Regions from separate parts of the Mus musculus genome. Here region 1 is linked to region 2. The links are chromatin loops, found by intact Hi-C in ENCODE. Cell type or tissue: left cerebral cortex. All regions are shown on one strand. Links, peaks and the distances in the headings refer to the core of each region. The heading gives the core; the rest is flanking DNA. Region 1 has its middle 4.8 kb from the start of Mir124a-1hg. Region 2 has its middle 13 kb from the start of Msra.

Region 1 (2,916 bases), core at 100-2,599, 130 kb before region 2:
TATCTACCTGTATTTCTGATACCAGTTTTCTTCAGGCCTTTCCAGTAATGTTGAAGGAGGGAGGGAGGAGAGGAAGAGAGAGAGAGAGAGAGAGAGAGAGAGAGAGAGAGAGAGAGAGAGAGAGAGAGAGAGAGAGAGAATCAAGGTTTATAAAATCATCATTCAAAGTCATCCAACTCTATTTTGGAAGATCGTTTCTACAGTGAGCCTCCCTCGTTTGCAAGGTTTATATCAATTTCAGCAGATTCAGAAGTGTGTGCTTTCTGTGAACGTCAGTTCACATCTTTGGAAATAACTGCAGATACTTCTGCAGTTACCTTGTCTTTCCAAAAACAAAACACAGCAGAAAACAGATTTGGAGGTGGCATTTGGACTGCTAATGATAGAACCTGGGAGCTGCCTGACTCTTCCTGATGCACATGAAAGAAAAAAATCAAGGCCCAGAGAGATGGAAAAAATCCCTTCTAGAACCGCGAGGCTGATTCCTAGTAAAGGACAAAACCTGGGTCATTTTTGTTGTTATTGTTGTCGCATATTTTCTTCTATATCATATTTGTACTTTCATATTTTTCTTATGATTTTTTTTTGCCAAATAAAGGAAGTAAGTAGCTTAGGGTAACATTAGTCTAAAGCAATGTATGCTATTTTTCAAGGTTACTGGCAAAGAAGACTGTGCAGGTTTTCCAACATATAGAAATGATAAAATTCTGAGGACCTGGAGTTACTAATTACTCTGAATTAATAGTTGCCCATTGTGAATGTATGTTGAATTACCACAGGCTATCCTATGACTAGGCACAGTGACCATTAAAATAAGCAAACAAAAACATTTACGGAAAGCTAAAAGAAGTAGCCTGCTCTGTTTGTCTTGTTTGGTTCGTTTTGCTTAGAGTGAATTTTGAGATGCTCCTACGTACATTTCTCTAGTTTGATCTGTATTTCGGGACATGTTTAGAAAAAAAATACACAGAGCCAGCTTGTGTGTGTTGAGGGGAGAGAGCTTGGGGACAGTTCAGGGACTTTGACCCAGTGCACTAAGTCTATAACGTGTTCAGGAAGTAATCACATTAAAGCTGGCATAAGCATTTCTGAGGAAGGACCCACAAAGCGTGAGCTCCCACAGTCAGCACCCTTCCATACTCATTTTGAGTGAAGAATGAGGAAGGCCCTTGAAGAGGGTCTTTGGTGCAAGTTTCCTTTATCAGATGGCAGTCACTAGTCAATTTATTTTGCTTCTGTTTTATCTGACAAATTATTCATAGTGTACAACCCCCCTAATCTTTAAAGAAAGCCAAAAGGAAAGCAAACCACGGCTTGCTGGAGGACACCCAGCCCCCCATTTTCTTTTGCAACATGGGGAGATGATTTGCAAAGTCCTTGTCCTCACCTGGGTTGTAGGAGCCTGTTCCAGCCAGTAGGCTGGAAGATAGCATCTCTCTTTTAAAGATCTGTCTGGCAAATCCTGCTCAGGTCTTAAAAAGCAGAACAAGGAAAGCTTAAAGTCTACGTGTGTTTAAATGTAATTCATCTGATGGCACAGCCTTCTTTATTTTTGATGACTCTGTGGGTCAGGTAATGGTCCCTTCAGCAGGTGAGAGTATCTCTATTCCCCTTGGAACGTTCCAGTCCAGTGTAACTGGGCCTCCTGTGCCTTCTAAGCAGATTGACTGGAGCCTACTGCAGATTTAAAAGCCATCCCATCTTCCCATCGCTCTATGCTGACCTAGATTGCAGGATGAAGGCTAATGATTCATTTGCAATGCTTATGGTGGGCAGCTACTGCAGGCTTCCCCTCCCCCTCGCTCCCAAAGAAACCCTGTTCTCCTTATCATCTGATAGTACCACAAATAAATATTTTTGTTCAATTGCTACATAGGGCATGAGATTATTTCCTAATGAATTATATGCCTCGGGAGAGGAACCATAGCTCACTAGTGCTTCGGGCAATTTTTAGCATGTGTCAGATTGTGTTTGCATTGGAGAATTTTTTTTAAGGTAATCTCTTGTTTTTCTTTTCGTCTTTGTGCAGAGTTATAACATTCAACATACTTTAGGTCTAGAAGACCCTTGCTTGTGTTTAAGAGTCTAACAGGAACATGAAACTGTTTATATGCGCAGAAGGGGACAGAGGGGTGGGGGAATCTCATGATCATATTCATGTGCCAGATATTGTTTTAATAGGAACCGGACAAGGCCTTCACCGAATTTCATTTAGAGGCAGCCACCATGCACAATAAATTATAAAATCAGTGCATTAGCCCTGAAAAAAAAAGGCTCTGACTGATAACGAGGGACCAATTGGTGTGTTCATTAAATATACAGATTTGAAGCAGAATTAGTAGAAACGACGGGAATAGAAATCTTGTCAATCATAGGTGAGACGGGTGACAAGTTCGAAGGGGGGAAAAAGCCTGCTTCAGATGTGATTCATATCTTGTAGGATTGTGTCTGAGGATGATTTAAATAAATTTGGACATTAGGTAGTGACAAGAAGAAAATGAAAAATAACATCCAATTGGACAAAAAGACTGCTAGGCCTCTGGGAATGAAGAGAGAGAGAGAGAGAGAGAGAGAGAGAGAGAGAGAGAGAGAGAGAGAGAGAGAGAGAGAGGGAGGAACAGGGAAGAAGGGTGAAGGGGGGTCGTTGGAGGATTGCTTTTTATAATGAATGAATGAATGAATAGATGAAATCTAGAATATTTATTTCCCAGTAGCCAGCACTCAGGAGACACTTAACCATTGTTCATAAAATAAAATCACTGTCCCCTCTGTGTTTGGCACCTTCAAACAGATCATCTGCATATATAACATTGCCGGGGAGGCCAAGGGGCTGCTGAGCAAAGTACAGGGCTGAGGAGGTGGAGGGCTTGCTCACAATCGGGAATTGCAAAGCACAGTAAATGGGCATTTCCAAAC
Region 2 (2,916 bases), core at 323-2,822:
CTTCTGCTCAATGATGTCTGCAGCTCTGTCGCTGCTTCTTCACTTGGAATCCCTCATAAAGTCTGGTCTGGAGCATGGTACCCTAGCAGGCTTTCTACGTCTTTTTCTGCATCCTTTCAATGCAGTATCTGCTTCTAACAATTATGACATTATACTATGGTCCTAATTTAAAGTTGCTTAGTGGCTCCATTTCTAGTGGGACATCCTTGAGCATGTCAGCCACCCACAGTCCCTGGAGTCACAAAGCCCTTGACTATTTGTTGTTGTTGTTGTTTGTAACCTCACTACAGGGCCCAGGCTGGCCTCAAACTGCTGATCCTCCTGCCTCTGCTTCCCAGGTGCTGGGATTACAGGCATGTGCCACCCCTCTGGCTCCTGTCTAACTTTGCAGCCAGCCATGGCTTTATTGCATTCTTCCTGCCTGATGTGGTTCCTGAAGCTACTAAGTGGATTTTGCTTTGTTATACTTTATCCTTATGTTTGCCTGTGTGATATTAACTAAGTCTCTCCTGTTCTAGGCTGTGGAAGTCTATCTGCTGTTCTGAAATGGCCTCAGGCTTCAAGCCTTTCAGAGCCTCCTTGGCCTTCCCAAGGCTGGAATGACTTCTCTCTCTGGGAGACAACACTCCATTCTGTAGGGGTGACGTCTGTAGGTAAGACTCCATTCTGTGTCCCCTGTCTTGTCCTCTGGCCTCTGAACATTTGGCTAAGTTAGATCTGCCCCTGCGAGCTTGTTTATTGACACAAGAGTCCTTGGTCTCCCAGACATGACTCAGTTCAGGGGCATCATCGTGACCTTGAGGGTTAAGCGTTACACAGAGATGTAAATATTTTTGGCTTTGTGGAAGGTCAGGAAGGTGGGATGTCAGTGTGTACAACACACTTGCAGTTCGGTTGTCTTACGAGCTGATTCTAAAAGAGAAAGTCTATTCTGGTGTATGCTGCATGTTCCTCGGAGGAGACAGCCATAGGTGTCGAGTGTGGGGTGAAAGAGATGCAGCTGGCAGATTTCCCATCTCGACCAAGGCACATACATACAGTCTCACCATCACCGAGCATAGCTGCTTTTGTCGTCATTTGGACTGTGCTTCCTGAGTACACAGGTCTCCTCATGCTAGTGTTTTATAACCCCGACACGGAGGCACACTCCTGGAACACTCGGTACGGTTTGCCTCAGTTCATGAATAGAATACACTCACAGGCTTTCACTCATCCCATTACCAATGGTCTTTGCTATGTTGTTCTTATTTAAAGTGTCCCTGAGATTAGAACCACTAAGATTTCTCTTGGAATTTTAATACCTATGCATTCCTTGGGTACCAGTTCATCAAAACAAACCCTGTAAGAGATGGCCCTGTAAAGGCAGAACCCGCATTGGGCATGTCTGCTGAATAGATGATGTAGTTACAGGTGGGAGCCACCAGATGGCTTAAGGAAGTGAATTTATCTCCAACCGAGACAGCTTAGAAATCTGGGACTTTAAAAAGCAGCGACTGGAGAACAATCGAAAGGTTCTCTTTAACGAACCTCTAATAACCAACAGCAACTCCTCATTATCACCTGACGTCGGCGATGGGTTTAGACAGATTTTTTTTTTTTTTTTTACTGAAAACACTTTTTTTTTTTTTTTGGTTAACCTTCTAACGTCTCCATGCTTTAAGAATTACAGAATAATCACTGAAACTCAATTTAATTCCACAAATATTTGTTGAGCGCTTAAGTCTCAATTAAGCTTTCTGAGCGGCTTGTGGAAACATAATGCTACCCGAAACTCAGCTTGCTAGACATGGAGAAATGTATGGAAGACGCAAGGCAGAGATGGATTTTTCTCTCTTTGTGCTCCTGAAGGAAGATCACCGTTTGAAGAAGTGCTGGTGGAAAGACAATTGTGGTCTAGAAAATTCCTGCAGATAATTTATAGGTGACATAAGTAAGATTAAACTGAACACTGTAAGTAACCACAATATTTATCAACTAAGCTGTGCTTTATCTTGCATATACCAAAACCAGAGTTGAAGTTATTTGGTTAAGAAGTCACTGTGGTCATTTGAAAATAAGCCTAAATGCACTGTCATCTGGAAAGAGACAAACCATTGGTAGATGGCGTTCAAATGGTTGTTTTCTTCTTTACCTTGAATATTTGGTGTCATGTAAAGTGTTTGAGATATGCCCATTTAAGGAAAACTTATTTGGCTATGTAAGGACTTACACATAAGCCTGGTTAACAGTAATTCCGTCCCTGTGGGCACGCTGAGAGGCCGGGAGCGGATGCTGGATATCTGTTTTATCACTGTCTGCCATATTCCTTTGAGAGAAGATTTCTCACCGAGCCAGTAGGCACAAGCCGAATTGCTCCCCTGTCTCCACCCACTACAGTGCTGGGGCTATAGCTGTATGTGAAGGCCATGCCCATCTCCTTAGGTAGAAGCTGAGGATTTGAACTCAGGTTGTCATGTTTGCATAACAAACACTGTTTAAGTGGAATTATGCATATTAAGGTAGTCCTTTACAACTCTTCAATATCAGATCTTTTAAAAACTTGAAGCAAGCCTGGCGGGATAGCATACTCCAACAATCTTAGCACTCAAGAGGCGAAGGTCAGAGGGTCAAGAGTTCCAGGCCAGCCTGGGCTACCTGCAAAGATCCTAACTGAGGGAAGCAAAGAAAAACAAGTTGAATCAGGTAGAAGGAAAATCAGAAAAGGGTCTTTCATAAAGCTGAGAGCATAACATGTCCTGTAATTATTGCTATATCAGCTTAGAAATATGTGTTTGCTAATGAGAACTGAGCATAACAAACTCCCTGAAACAGAGCACCGGATCCCCTTTGAAACGTAAACTAAAATTGGACAATTAACTACTTAAAGCATTGATTTCATCTGAAGTGATAAGAATTTTTGATAAACCTGAAGTGGAA

Evidence for each region. A loop is a pair of places that touch in the nucleus more often than their neighbours do. Peaks named below come from ENCODE experiments on the same cell type or tissue, not always from the same donor. Only the 100,000 strongest peaks of a DNase experiment are listed, where the experiment ranks them.
Region 1: a loop joins it to region 2, with 4 times the contacts of the local background. A loop is called at or near these places in 3 of 42 quality-filtered maps.

The regions. Positions count from the first base shown.
Region 1 is chr14:64,581,824-64,584,739 of GRCm38, reverse strand. No RefSeq gene overlaps it. Among named protein-coding and RNA genes, the nearest start is that of Mir124a-1hg, 4.8 kb to the left of the region's middle. In left cerebral cortex, for the core only: a CTCF peak has its summit at 1,406; DNase peaks (open chromatin) are centred at 312 and 1,620; H3K27ac peaks cover 2,318 bases.
Region 2 is chr14:64,452,496-64,455,411 of GRCm38, reverse strand. It overlaps a transcript of Msra not described here. Among named protein-coding and RNA genes, the nearest start is that of Msra, 13 kb to the right of the region's middle. In left cerebral cortex, for the core only: a CTCF peak has its summit at 1,418 (motif pointing right); a DNase peak (open chromatin) is centred at 1,390; H3K27ac peaks cover 2,404 bases.